Linked DNA regions of Mus musculus: region 2 is linked to region 1. A link is a loop called in an ENCODE intact Hi-C map of the cell type or tissue named here. Cell type or tissue: left cerebral cortex. All regions are shown on one strand. Links, peaks and the distances in the headings refer to the core of each region. The heading gives the core; the rest is flanking DNA.

What was found. A loop is a pair of places that touch in the nucleus more often than their neighbours do. Peaks named below come from ENCODE experiments on the same cell type or tissue, not always from the same donor. Only the 100,000 strongest peaks of a DNase experiment are listed, where the experiment ranks them.
Region 2: it touches region 1 in a loop (2.0-fold over the local background); 1 of 42 quality-filtered maps calls a loop at or near these places.

Annotation. Positions count from the first base shown.
Region 1 is chr14:15,200,144-15,207,799 of GRCm38, forward strand. No RefSeq gene overlaps it. Among named protein-coding and RNA genes, the nearest start is that of Gm31658, 100 kb to the right of the region's middle. In left cerebral cortex, for the core only: no CTCF peak of the experiment used is centred there; DNase peaks (open chromatin) are centred at 3,776 and 5,620.
Region 2 is chr14:15,304,882-15,312,537 of GRCm38, forward strand. It overlaps Gm31658 (a long non-coding RNA gene), which reads left to right and starts at 3,631. Exons shown (of 3, transcript XR_383097.4): 1 at 3,631-3,787. It overlaps Gm31577 (a long non-coding RNA gene), which reads right to left. Exons shown (of 6, transcript XR_001781177.1): 5 at 6,955-7,018; 6 at 5,225-6,240. In left cerebral cortex, for the core only: no CTCF peak of the experiment used is centred there; a DNase peak (open chromatin) is centred at 3,844.

The DNA of each region.
Region 1 (7,656 bases), core at 1,978-5,977:
TTTTAGATATGATCGCACAAAGACTATCAGACATCAAAATGAGACAGTAAGTAAGTACAAAATTTGACTACAAGAAAAAAATTGGAGCAGTAAAAACAAAACAAAACCTGTCTGTTGGATATTGTTAGCAAGCCTGAGACAACATCTAAGACTTTCCACCTACAGGTAGTAACACAACAGAAGAGTTTGAGTGATTTCAAGTGATTACAGAAATAAAGCAATCAGTAGGATTCTTGGAAAGTGAACTATTGATGTTATTCTAAAAGAGGAAAAAAATGACAAAATTCAAGAAGAGAAAGATTCATTGTGTGTTACTGTGCTGCCAAATGTTGCAGCCTGCAGTCACATGCAACAGATACAAATATGAGATCAGCCCTCGAATTGAGGCTAGTAGGGTTACTTCAATTACAGAATATATGTCAAAATTTACAGCTTTAATACAAAACTTAAAACAGAAAATATGTTTAAAATATTTTATATTAAGTGGTGACAAAATATCTTGGATAAAATGATAAAAGAACAATATATTAAAATGATGTGTCATTAAAATTATTTTCTCCTCTCATTTTGCATGATGAAATATGTCTATAATCTCAGTACTGGGGAGACAGACACAGGAGTTTGAGCCTGGCCTGGACTACATCGAAAGCTCCTGTCTCAATAAACCAAAATAAGAAAATAGAAGAGGAAAATTTGAAGTTCCATATACAGCTCACACTTGTAGTCCACATCATTTTCCTTTGGACATTGTTGAGGGAGGGACGGGGAGGAAGGCAAGTTTCTGTGGCTAATTAAAACTATCATGTTGGAAAGTTAAAAAGTCTTGCTGTGAAGTGGAGGGGAGGGCGGTATTAAAATGCCATGCCTCTCTTATCAAGCAAGAGGAAGGCAGCACCTACACAACCACAAGAGATAAACTAGTTGCAATGGCTTCACTTTGCTTCCTTTTAGAATCTGACAGAAGAGGAATCATCAATTTCAAGTTACAGAAAAAACTCAGTGAAACTTTAAAAATTGCCTAATAGTGTGTCAAAAAGGAGAAGACGAAAGCCGTGTTTAGATGCTACAAAGGGTCAGGAAATTTCTCACTTCGGGCAATTTCCCAGTGAGCTATGTAAAGATAGATATAACCAAGCCAGGAAAAGATAGAGAGGTATGGAAAGGAGAGCTATGGGATCAGGTCAGAAGCCCACTTGATGCAGCTGTGAGCCTCTACGTTAGGACAGGGGGCATACACTGCAGTAGAAAAGTAGATGATCTTCAAGATATTGGGATCCAGAAATTGGCTCACAAACCACACAAACACTGATTTCAGTCAGACAGGGATAATTTATTGAGGCCACATCTCAAGTTGCCCAGGATCATGGTTCAGATTTAGCAACTGAACCATGACCCTGAGTTAAGATCCTACAAGGATTGTAAGCCCCAAATTCGCCAACATCTGGGCTGAGTTATTTCAACAATCAGGATTTAAAGACAGGGGATTTCCTTAGTAGCATGTCTTTGTTGTACACTTATCCTGCTCCTTGGGGTATTCAACTCTGACAGGGAACTTGCCTTGTCTAATAATCATATCTTAACTTGTTTACCAGGATGAGACTTGTCTAACATTCATGTTTTAGCTTGTCAACCAGGATGTCAGGTACTAATGCACATGTCATCTTTCAAGTAGAATGTCAGTTCCCAGGAAGATCTTGAGAACTTAAACTTTACTGGACTGCTACTCAAGATGGAAGTCTTATTGCAAATAGTTCCTTGTATTGGTGCAGGTGTCTCTCTTATGTTGGGTCCATCCTAGGAAGCTTATACTGTAAAGCTTCCGCACAGGTGCAGGAAATGCTGTCGAGTGGCTGGTTCAAGTCCAAGCTTATTGTGGGTAACTACACAAAACAGTCCTACTGACTTCTATCATGGCTGGTTTCCAGAGGCAAAGAACATAACAGAATATGTAGTCAATCTTGGCATTAGAAAGTTTTCTACTAACTGCAGAAACATGAAAAAATTTCCTTATAATGGCAGGCTATCTAGGTAACATTCTACCTAGGATTTAATATTTTATCTAGGCCTTAACAGAGGAAGAACAGAATGGATTGGAAATTACCAACACAATACAGAAAGAGGTGAAGCCAGTTCTATTCTGAAGTAGAAAGCATGCTTCCTCTACTGAGAAAGAAAGTCAAAGCCCGTACGTACACACACGCTCGCATGCGCACGCACACACACACACACACACACACACACACACACACACACACACACAAACACACACACATATATATATATATATCAGTAATATATATACATAATAATATAATAATATATAATATAAATAATATAATTTATTATTACCAATAATATATAATAATATAGTATATATATATATACATACATACACATATACCACAGACACAAACACATACAAGCACGTACACACACACACACACACACACACACACACACACACAACAAGACAGACCCGTACATGCATACCCCAACACATGCATGCACATACATACACATACACACAGGCACAGACACGTAGCACACACTCTATACGCACACATGTACATATACTCAAGCATGTACATATACATGAACATACACATCCAAATGCACACACACACACAGACCGCAGACTATAAAGCCTATACAGTTCGTTAAGTCAAAGTAATGAGAATGCCCTAGATCTTCCCTGCAGCTGGATGAGGTTGTACCTCTGACAGAGAGGAGGAGCTGTGGCTTTGATTTAGTGCATAACTAAGTCATAGTAATAGAAACAGCATTAATTAGTTTTAATTCTAGGACTCATCCTCTAGGCTGTACTTCAAAGACTTAGTCATGGTGCTTGCATGGATTCTTTCTGTACTTACCAGCACAGAAGCTGATAGATCAGATGAACCATGGGAGTTGAAAGGAAAATTAAATTGTAAAGGAGCAATTCAATGACTGAAACTCAGAATGTTGAGCACTTTGCTTGCAGTAGTGACTTCATAGCCACTCTTGAGGGACCATCAATGTTTCATCCAGGTTTCCAAAGCTAATACAGGGCTAGGATGATACCAGGACATGACTTCAAGGATGCTGAGCAAAGAGATCCCTGTGCAGGGTCAGGAGGAGCCCAGCAACTCTGTAGCCCCTCCCACTCTAGCCCAAGCCTCAGCTCCTCAACCCATCTGTGCCTCTTATCCATCATCACAGTTTTGACTCAAGAGCTAAAATGCCATACATTTAAACCCTGGGAAAGCACAGAACTTCTATTCTTCCTACCTGACGCTTGTGTGGCCCTAGGAAAGATGGCACTCCCAAACATTTGAGCATCTCTAAGCTCCATTTTCCTCTTGAGAAAAACATAGCTCCATAGAGCAGTGGCTACTTGTATAAGAATTGGAAGAGTTTTATGAACCCCAAATGCTCAGTGGCACGGTGGAGTCAGGTTGTTTTATTTGGGTGGTTTGGCTTCACTTTGATTCTCTAGAATTTTCGTTTTTATTTCTGTAATGAACAGGTTTTTGTTTGTTTGTTTGTTTGTTTGTTTGTTTGTTTAAGGTAAGCATTTGTAGCCCTCAGAACAGGCATTTTTACAAAGAACTTGTGGGTTTCTGGCATATCTGTTTTGGCCACTGCTGAGCATCATCACTGTGTCTGGGAACCCTAAGAACCCAGCTGTTCTTGAAACCCACAAAATTTTATGCAAATCAAATCATTTTCCTGACTCATAGCACTGGTTTACTATTTCAGACTCAAATTGCTACATGGGTTCTCGCCATTCTTAAATTACAAAGTTCAGACTCTCCACTTGCTCTCACAGTTCCTTAAGGTAAGAAGGATGTACAGGTCATGTCTTCATCTTGGTGTGTGTCCTGACTATTACTGATACCACAATGTGTTACAGTCTTCATTTGCCAGAATCATGCTTGCACTCCCAGAACACCAGTATGGCTGATGGACATTGCTTCCCTCATTAAGGACAAAACTGAGTTCTGTTTTCCTTGTTAGGCATTGTTGGAAAATCTAATTTTTTTATGTAGTTGTTTACTACTGCATCCTTTTCTTCAAGCATCATACATTTCTCAGTGACTGGACACCTAATGAGACAGTCAGAAGATGTCTCCAAGCGATCTGACTTCCCAGGCTGTGACATGCCTGGCTTGGATTTTCAATTAAAGGAAAGTTGAAAAGAGAGAGAAGAAAGCAAGCAAGTAATTAAGTAGCACCAGGGTCTTGGAAGAAGTTGTTAAATGAATTATTTAATAAACCAGTCTGATGCAAGAGACCTGGCTCTCCATGGCTTTCTGCTTCCTGTGCAGCCTGGGTTGCAGCTTCCTGGAGTTTTGTTGTGCACCCACGGGAGGGGTTGCTGCATCGGAGAGGAAATGAGAAAAGAGGGATTTGAAAGACAAATGCTTTGAAGGAAGTTGTGAGCAGGGTAAAGGCTCTGTGTGGAAAGTCCTCCCTGTAGGAAGAGGGATATGCCTTGAGATGCCACGTGAGCATGTAGCAGTAGGAGTGGGTTTCTTAAAGACAAACAGAAAACCCTCAAAGATCTCTCTCTGATGTGTGTGTTCATTTTCTCTCTTTCTCTCTCTCTCTTTCTCACTCTCACTCTCTCTCATATATATATGTATGTATGTATATATATTCATATATTCAGCTGTGTATGTGTGTTTATGTATGGGTGTGCATATCTATATGTATATATGTGTATGAGTATATGTGTGGGTGTGTGTATTTAGGTATATGTATGTGTATGAGTGTATGTTTGTGTGTATATATGTTTGAGTGTATGTGTATGTGTGTGTACATGTGTATAGATGTGTGTGAGTGTATGTGTGTATATGTTTATGTGTGTCCCTTCTCTCTGTGTATAGGTCTCTCTCCTGTTCTCTCTGTCTCTGTCTCTCTCTGTCTCTCTGTCTCTGTCTCTCTCTCTCTGTATGTGTATGTATGTGTGTGCTCTTTTCCCTCTGTGTGTAGGAACACATGCTTGGGTGCTTGTGGGGGTCAGAAGCACACCTTGGAGCTGATGTTACAGATATCTGTGAGCTGCTGGATGAGGTACAAACTGGGCTCAGATCTTCTGCAAGTGCAGCATGCACTCTAACCAGCAAGCATCTTTCTAGCACCCAGGAATGACTTTCTTTAACAGGCAGCCTAATATGAGTCCAGTAAATTCAAGGGTTTCAAGGTACAATAAATTCACAGTTAAAGAGCTTGAAATTAGTAAGGCAGCATCTCATGTTCAACCTCCCTCTCTTTAGTAACAAATACAAAACACTGCAGTCAACACCCGAGCCACCCTTTAATTTGGAATCTCTTGGGTCAAACATGTAACTAAAGGACAATGGGGAAAGAACTAGAAAGGATAAGAATCAGAAGCTACACAGATCTAGTTATGAGCAACAGAGTCCTCTGATTCAGTCTCAGCCGCTTCCCCAGGAGCTCTACGTATGTGGCAAGTCTTGTTATGTCAGAGAACGTTCTCTCAGTGCAATGGAATGCCTTATGCCGGGGCACCAAGGAAGAAATAAGTGGGAAGGGAGCACTTACGTCTGCATTTGTAAGCCATCTTTCTGATCCAAAGAGTTGAAGTCTATTATGCATGGAAGAGAAGGAAGCAGGAAGGGAAGGTGTGATGCTAGGAGCAGGAGGCTGGCTGCCAGCAGTGCATAGGCATTTAGGAAGCACAGAGAGAATCAGGAAGTGGGACTGCAGCACCTCAAACTCCACCCACAGTGACCCAATTCCTCCAACAAGGCTCCCCCTAGCAAAATTCCACAACTTTCTCAAACACTACTACCAGTAGGAACCAAGTGTCCAAACACATGAGCTTATGGGGGACATTTCACATTCAGAACAGAACAGGCCCATCTTCCATCTTCTTCTTAAATCATGTAGCTTTTGATTTCAGATTTCTGCAGTTCCAGTCTCAGAATCACCTAAATTTAGCCCTTCTCGTCTTTCTCAAGCACTGGCTTCAGTTAAAATCTAATCAGCAAATAAAGTAAAAATCATAAAGTCTCCCTGACGTTAGCTGTTGCCTTGCTGTGGATTCTCACCTCCCGTGAAGTAACCCTCTTCTGCCTTCTGTGCTACTATAGTAGCCCAGTTGGCCCTCTGTGCTCTAGGAGGTCATTTTCAGTGCATTTTACACCTCTTAAAGGTCTGTGCAACCCGGATAACTCATATGCTATTTCATCTTTTGCTAAATGACTGATGCTCTCTTTGAACACTGGCCCGAGCCTCAGTTCTCCAGTATCCCACTTGTCACTTATGCTTCCTTGCAAATACACTTGCAATTCAAGCTGTTTTTCTTTCCTAAAACACATCTTAAATCCCTCTCTTGAAATCTTATCTCCCAAGTTCCCTTCAACACGTCAGTTCCTTTGCTGGCCCCCATTTTACCTTAGAGTAGAGCTATCTCCCTGGACTCTGAGATTTTAAAATTATTTTCCCCACGGCTTTTTAAAAAATTTTATCACCAAAGAGACAGTATCCTCTCCCCAATCCAGTGTGAATAATCCATTTAAAGTTACAATGAAAATAAAATACTGAAAAATAAGATGAAGAGACTTATAGGGCATTAACTCCTGGTATTTGTTATTACACTCCTAGTCTCAGATAACCCTAGTCATGGGATTCTGTGCCATTGCCAGGTGACATCAACCTTCTTACACAGTTGTTCTCAGACATTGTGATTTCCTATTGTGAGCTGAAGGTAATACTGCCCATACTGGCCTGGGTCTGTGGACTCTGCTGGGTGAAGGAATCCTTTAAGAACAGATCAGCCAATTATCACTAAGTGACAGAGTGAACTACAGTTTCATCTTCTATAAGTTCACTGCTGGATAAAGCATCTAAAGTCACCTTAATTAGGTCTTAATTTTTTTTATTTTGAGAAAGCAGCCTTGAAATAGTTATCTTCATCTTCCAGTTTCCCCTTGCTTCCATTTACAAATGCATTTACAAATATCATTTACAAATGTGCACCAGCATACTTAGCTCTTAAACATTTTTTTTATATCTCATGTAATCCTGCAAAATGCCTTATGATGATTATTTTTAGAGTTACTGGTAAAATGAGTAACTGAAAGGATGATGATGATGGTGGTGGTGGTGATGATGATGGGGTGTGTGTGTGTGTGTGTGTGTGTGTGTGTGACTGCCATACACACAGACAGAGTCATATTCCATCTTAGTGTTCACTTTGAAGTTCATTATACATTTTTTCCAATTTTTCTTTCTTCTCTTACTAAATTAGTTTATTGGCTTTTTTTTTTTATCACCATACCCAGCCACAGCAAATAACTATGTTTTTATTGGGAAAATAAAATTGACTTTATTGTGAAAATAAAGTCTGATTTCTATTAAAAGTAGCATATGGTAGGTATTAATATCAAACAAGAAATGGTCTTTTCTTGGCTTTGACTCTCTTATTTTCAACATCTATTATTTTTCTATAGCTTTTTAATGCATTTGTGTTGTGTACCTACAGACTGATATTCTTGTGTACTTTAAGCAAGCATTGAATGTTTTAATAAACTTTTTCTGGTAGTATAAAAAATGTTTGGGATTTGGGTATATTTCTTTCAATGTTGCTATTTCCAAATTATAAAAGAAGACCTACCAGATTTGTGGGGAAATGTTATTAAATCCAGT
Region 2 (7,656 bases), core at 1,617-5,616, 100 kb after region 1:
ACTGAATTGGCCTTTCCTCCCAGGACCAGTTTCACTGCAGGTTTGAGGAACAGCTCTCCACAATCTGCTCGGATGAACTCACCTCAGGTTCAACATGAAGTATGGGGTGTGAGGTTCAGGGTGCCCCCCACTGAAGTGCAGGGTGGGTGGTTTAATTTTATTTTGCTTTGCGGACACTGTGGCTTTCTGTTATTCTCTTATCCTCGACGTTTCTAGTTTTTCCTCTCTGTTTTCCTTCATGCCCTACCCTGCAGGCATTGCATATACATATGGGAGAAGCCTCCACCTGCCTCTTTCCCCATTTCAGACAGTTTCCTGTGGAAACAAAACCAAGGCAGTCATGTTGTGGTATATTCCTATAGGGTTTAGACAACATATTTTGGCTCCACCTGCAGTCACTATCTCACTTTTTAATGGCTATCTGGGAGAGGAGATAAATAGAATACAAAACCCAAGATTATTATGAATGAAGGGTTTCCACTCTTCCTGGAGATGTCAGCTAACAGAAAGATTATCCAGATTTTTAAAACATTAACCATCAGTATTTATTAAATTCTACAATCTACTCCTCTACTCCTGTCTTAGCAAATTTTCTACCCAATAAGCTCTGAATTTCAGAGACCAGAGGTAAAAACCTTATAGTTTTTATTCATGCAAGCTTTTAATTTAAAGTTATTTACAAATATCTTTAAAACGACAGTTTTAAAGGTCCTTTGACATTTTCATAGATTATATGTTGAATGAATATCTTTACCTCCACCTCCTACCACATCCACCACCATTCCATGTTCACACAACTTTGGGTCCTCATTGTTGTTTTTTTTTTTTTTTTTTATAAACCAACTAGTTCTCCCTATACTCTCTTATATGTGTGGTTATACAACTGGAACATAGTTGATCTTGTATGTTCAAAATTAGAAAAATATAAATTTTTCACATTCAAAGGGACTTCAACTAATACTCTGTCCTGTTTGAAATTATTAGTTTTAAACTCAAATAATTTAATCTCAGTCTGTAAATTTATACATTACATTTCTCTAGATTAAAAAGTGACAAGAAAATAGTTCAATGTATTAAAATCTCTGTTCAAATGTGTAATGTAAACTAACTCATGTGAACAGAGTGCTGTTCTGTATTATTGGCCAGATGTTTTAGACAGCAAGTGACTCAAGAGGCTCCCAGAGATACATCTGTGTTATCAGGAAGCAGAGATGCTCCTCTCAACGGCAAGATTTGTTTAAACAGTACAAACTCTTTAAACAATCAAGAATATATTTCGAACAACACATTAATATAGCAATTGTCTTATTCGTGTCTGCATTTGTTTTCAAAATTCTCAAACTTGAAGAATCCTTCAGAATTACGTCATTAAGCAACTGGTCCTGTCTTCAATTCCTGTGGATGGCTACGTGGGCACTAGAGACTCTATGAGGGGCCTGAACTGAACTATATTTCCAGGCTTTTTTGCGGCTACTTTGCCAAAAACACCAAATCTTAGCAGGGCAGATACCCATCACTTTGTGTGAGTCCCATCAATATCTTATTATTCTGTTCGTTCAAGGAATTCTGTGATCCATAATACCTTACAATTTGATTAAATTAAAAGGTATGATATCATTTTGAATTATTGTTATTTTAAGACCAAGGGTATAATAGCTTTGTTTATTTCTATGCATCTCTACTGGCATGAACAGAAGGAAGAAGGTATGTCCTTTTTTTAAATGATGACTTGGGAATTCTAATGACCAGCATCTCCTCAACTAGTGTACGTGGGCATGGCGCTTTACTCTGTTGATCCCGGGGACACTGCTATCCACAGAAGAACCTACCTCATTCAGTAGTATTCTTATCTATATTACACACTTACTAAGCACTTATTAATATCTCCTGCTATCAAGTGCCTAATTCAGATGCAAACTTACTGACCCTTGGTTCTATGTTATATATATCCTGAAATGTAGATTCTGAGGGTTTTGACATTTAAGAACTGGAAGTAGTTAGGAGAGCAAATGGACAGTGGAGTGATAAATGCACAGGTCCTGGATACTGAAACTCTGACTGAAGGACATGTGTGGAGGAAATGGGGGAGGGGGAGGGGGAGGGGAGGGAGAGGGAGAGGGAGAGGGAGAGGGAGAGGCGGAGGGGGAGGGAGAGGGAGAGGGAGAGGGAGAGGGAGAGGCGGAGGGAGAGGGAGAGGGAGAGGGAGAGGGAGAGGGAGAGGGAGAGGGAGAGGGAGAGGGAGAGGGAGAGGGAGAGGGAGGAGAAGAGGTCTCAGGAAAATGTCAACCTTCCCCAAACCACCTGTGAATTGAGGAAATCATTTAGGAGGGAAAGTGACAATCTGTACAGCAGGGTGCAGAACAGATGTCACATAGTCCTCTGGTGAACCGTGACATTTACATTGCTGCTTATAATAGTATAGTCTAAGATTCTTAGGGTGTGGCTTTTTACCAGAAGTGAACTCCATGAGAAGTTACAGACCACTGTCTTTCTCTGGCATCTGACTGGAGCAGAGGGTTTCCTCAGTGCTGTCTTAGCAAATTTTCTACCCAAAAAGCTTGAATTCCAGAGTCCAGGGGTAGAAACCTTATACTTTTTATTCATGCAATCTTTCCTAGAGCAGGGCAAGCATATCACAGGCTGGTTGAACAGGCTCCTCTCAGTAGCTTCATTGACAAATCCAGATCCTTGCTTGCCTGTGCCTGGTTTGTTTTCTATTTTCACAGTTGTGTTACTATCTCCCTGCTTCTGGTCTGTAGATAAGGAGAGGGAAAAGTCAGTTGAGTTGGTCAACACATATTACTTAGAAACCTCTTGCTGATGATCTGAGTTTTGATTTATGAAATCATTATGGTCAGTGATTTGGTTTCAATAGGCACACCAGCTCCAGCCACAATCAAAGCATGATTTATGTCTTCTTTATAATGTGCCTTCACCTGAAAACCATCTTTTACATCCAATTAGCTTGTCATTCTCCAGCTGGGTTACAGGTGAAGAAAGCTGGTGAAGCATAAAGATGCTGAACTGTTCATTCCTGAGGGCAGAGTCCATTGCTGTAACCTGTAAGGTGTGTGGTCCTGGGCATTTCTACTCTTCATGTCTCTAATTCAGACTGTAAAATGGGAATAATAATATCCCCTACTCTATAAGTTGGCTGAAAGACTGAAATGATCAAATGTACCTAAGGCTGTTCCTTATGATGCACTGCAGAAAATCCCAGAGATCCCAGAGATGACTGGCCTCTTTCGATCCAAATAGACTGGGAAAAACTATAGTGCTGGTGGAGGAACAGCATGCAGGGTTTCTTCCATTTGTATTGCATCCCGTGGTGCGCCCCCTCTTCTCTCTTTCCTAATCTGAACCTCCTTAAACTCAAGAAACATAAACCCAACAACTTCAGATCAACTGTTTCCAACAGACAAATGGATTTAGGCAAGCTAGATATTTTACTTGACCTCGGGAACACCTTGTTCTCAAGTAGAGGTCTATAGTTATTCTGGCTGGCTTATTCTTAGTAGACCTGCTAGAAAGGTAAATTCATGCTGTTGATTTCCCTGGATACTTCTGGATTCTGCCCTCAGAACATTCACTGGGTTCTAGATTCTGGGCAGAAAATTCTGCATGGGTAAACAGTAAAGGATTTATGAACAGAGAACTGTCCTGTCCAGAAGTATAACCAAGTGGGAGTTTGGGGAACGAGAAGCCTGAGTGCCATCTGTCTGCCAGCTCTCTTCAGCCCACAATTCTTTATCAGGGTTTTCCATTGTGTTTCTGGCTTCATCTGTTGGTGGGTGAACACTGGATTCAGCCAGTCCCCCACTCCTAACCCCATTTCATTTCAAATGCCACCCTCATTATTGTGATCTGCATACAAGGGTAACTGTTCTGGTCCAGGCGTCCATGCTTGTTATTCTAACTAACACAGATGGTGTGTGGGCAGGGACTAGGGATTTATAAGCTACAAAAGACCAGCTACATCTTCTCTACCAGAGATTTTCAATAGAACTTTTTGTGATGACAGAAATAGTTTCTAATCTGCCATTAATGTGGTAATCATGCCACATGTGGCCCTTGAAATCTGACTAGTGGAACTGAGAAGGTGAGCCTGAATCTAATGTAACTTTATTCAATGTCACTATGTCTGCTAACATTACAGTTTTGCCAATTGCATGAGTGGACAGAATATAGCAGCTCTGCCAGCACCTGGGCAGTCTTTCCTGTTTGAAAGGCTGTATGAACTCTCTTGTGGGTTTTGCGTTAGTGTTGCCTGAGAACTGCAGATAGCAAGGTATAACTGTTTTCTAGAAAATTCCCAACACAGAAATGTCTGGGATTTCTCAAGAAACTTGGCAAACTTCTACGAATATTTGGCACATTTCTAAGCTCAGTTTTCTTGGGTTTTGCTGACTTCTGGCTATCTACTGAGTATTCATAAAGGGAGTCTTCTAAAAACTGAGAAATTGGCACTCAGATAGAGTGTGACTATGGACATTAGTCCAATGTAGAGAGTTTACAAAAACAGCACAAAGACTGACCTGTGCCCCTGACGCATGCTATGAGGTAGAATATTTCAGTTGTCTCCCTCTTCCAGGCAGCAATATCACATTTCAGGGTTAGACACTGAATCTCCTGAACTATATAGAACACTGAACAGAGTGTAAACAGACGGTAGTCCAACTTTTCCCTTTTCCGTTCCTTCCTGATGCAGTTCAGAGTTTTCTTGCTCTCCAAATTTTCCTAAAAGTTTCTGTTCCCTTCAAACTCTTTTCCTCATGAAGAACATCTTTGTTATCCTGGTGTACTAAAAACACGTGATACACTTTTAAATATTAAACATCTCTGATTACCTTACAGGCGTTTTCTATTTCTCAGAGGGAACGCTTAGGCCCACTCTAATTGTTGGATTCCATCAGCAATAGAGCCCTTATTAGCTCCATAGTTGATTTCAAGTAGAACTTCATCTCACCTGAAGCCAAAAGGGGTGTTCTGGCAAGACCCAGAATGCTAAGAGTAAGACACAGGTGAAGCAGAAGGAAGGGAACAATGGGAAATAGAAGTCTAATTTTCATTGAAGAAGATATGGCACACCTTTGTCCCTCTAAAGAGAAGTGTGTAAAACTCCTGAAAAAATGACATGTATATACAGGCAGAATTTATATATTGTACAAAATTATGAATTTTAATATGTCATTTTTATACACATACATCATACCAATACCTGCTCACAGTTCCCTGTCTCCATTCTGGTCCTCATACGCTCCCAAACAGTCCCAGTTTCATTTAGTAATGGCATAATTTTATTCTCTTTATATCTGAGCAGCACTCCACTGTGTACATGTGCCGTATTTTCTTCTTTCAAATATTGGTGAGTGTCTAGGATGATGGAGTCTATTTTGATTTGAACGGTGGAAATTTTCTTCTTCCTTAGGGGAAATTAAATATTTTTACACACAAAGTCCAGGTCATGGGATGTCATGTAAAGTTGTGATATCATGTTAGAGTTCTCTGTGGAGCAGAAGAGACTTGATGAAATAGATTCAGTTTTGAACTTATTGATCAGTGCAAGTGATTGTGCAATGCTCTTGGCTTTCATGGCTCTTGAAAGGACAGGTGTCTCTGCATAGGGTTCCTATGTAAGCCTATGGTTCCTGGAGTGGAGACCAGCTGGGCTCACAGTGATGTACTGCATAGTACTGGGAAGTGCGATACACCGGTACAATGATGAAGAGTTAAGCATAAAGGATTTGACCGCAGAATGAACCGACAGACATCAGAAGGTTTAGTAGGGTACAAAGAGTGATCCAAAAGTAAATTATTATAATAATTTTCTACACATTAATATTTAAGGTCAGGAGCATTTATAGAATCTTGAGAAGGTTGATTGCTAGTCATGGTTTGGGTAGTTCATGTATTGTCTTGGGAAAATAAACTCTGATACTCACATTTCAGTCAACTGATCTATTAATGTGAGTTTTAAACCAGGCACAGATGGTCTCATAACATTAAAACAAAACATGTTAACCCCCAAAATATAAAAGCAAGTAGTTATGCAGAAAATAAATCTCACAGATGTTCCTGGTGCTGTGGGCATAGCTGGAACATTCAGATATGAAAGGAGATGAGGTCACTGAGTGGGATGACTCAAGTCAGCTGGGAAGACCAAAGCACAGCCGAGGGGATTCACTCTTTCCTCCAGGAGTCGAGTTTCATATCGTTGAGCCAAACTGAACAGCCATTCAGCTGGAATGTGATACATAATCCAGGTCTTTCTCAGAACAAGATAGCTCCTAAAGGTCCATCCATAATGTCATCTAAAAGCTTGGTGCATGATCACAGACTCCAACCCTACTGAGCCGAACCACATTCTCACCAGGCCTATGTACTCATATATACTCATCTGAGAAACACAGACATAAAACCTTTTGTTAGGAAGCAACTCTGATTCCATTTACTTTAAACCTTGGCGGGAAGACAATTAGAAAAGTTTTAGAGATTTCAGAGATCTGTAGGAACTGACCCCTCATGGTTCAAAAATGGAGGAATCTTGACAGCAAGAAAACCAGCGTCAAGGAAATCAGAACTTCTGTGTGGAATGTCACCATTAATAAAAACACCTCTACTGATTACCCTTCTTTCCAAGGTCCCTTTGCTCCCACCCCTCTTGTTAGTCTCACTCCCTTCCCCCACCCCTTCTCACTCTCACTATTCTCTCCTTTCCTCCCTCCCTGATCCTGTCTCTTCCCATGCCTTCCTTATTTTCCCTCTCTCATTCTCCGTTCTCCCTTCCTCCCTTCTCGTTCATTCTCTTTCCCATCTTCCTCTGCCCTTCCCTTTTTCTTCTCCCTCCCTCTCTTCCTCTCTTCTTCTCTCTACTTCTCCTCTCTCTTCCTCCCTCTCTTCCTTTCTCCCTTCCCTCCTTCACTGACAAATATTTACTGAATGTCTCTCACTTACCCCAACACAGAAAGGTAGTAGAAATTCAATGATCAACACAGAATAACTCTTACTGTCGTAGAATCTATAGTTTATGGGGATGCAGAATAAATAGAGAGTGAAGGATTAGTGCAGTAGTCACATAACACACACAGCACACCCCTATTCAAGGGAAGTAGTTGGTTCCATTAAAACATATTTAAGAGATATGATCCTAATTACCTCCCTGGGTATAGTTGGAAATAGGATGTTTAGAATTTTACCAGATAACAGTGGATAAAGAACATTTTATGAGAGGGAAAAATAACATGCCTATGGTTGTAACAGAATAAAGTCCTTTGGACACATTTGTACTAGGTCACAAATGGTCTTGACACCATATGCAAGGAAAATCTTTCATTCTTCATTTTTAATTAGATATTTTATTTATTTACATTTCAAATGTTATCCCCTTTCCTGGTTTCCCCTCCAAAACCCCCCTATCCCATACTCCCTCCCCCTGCTTACCAATCCACCCACTCCTGCTTCCTGATCCTGGCATTCCCCTACACTGGGACATCGAGCCTTCATAGGACCAAAGGCTTCTCCTTCCATTGATGCCAGACAAGGCCATCTTCTGCTACATATGCAGCTGGAGCCATGGGTTCCTCCAGGTGTACTCTTTGATTGGTGATTTAGTCCCTGGGATCTCTGGGGATACTAGTTGGTTCATATTGTTCCTCC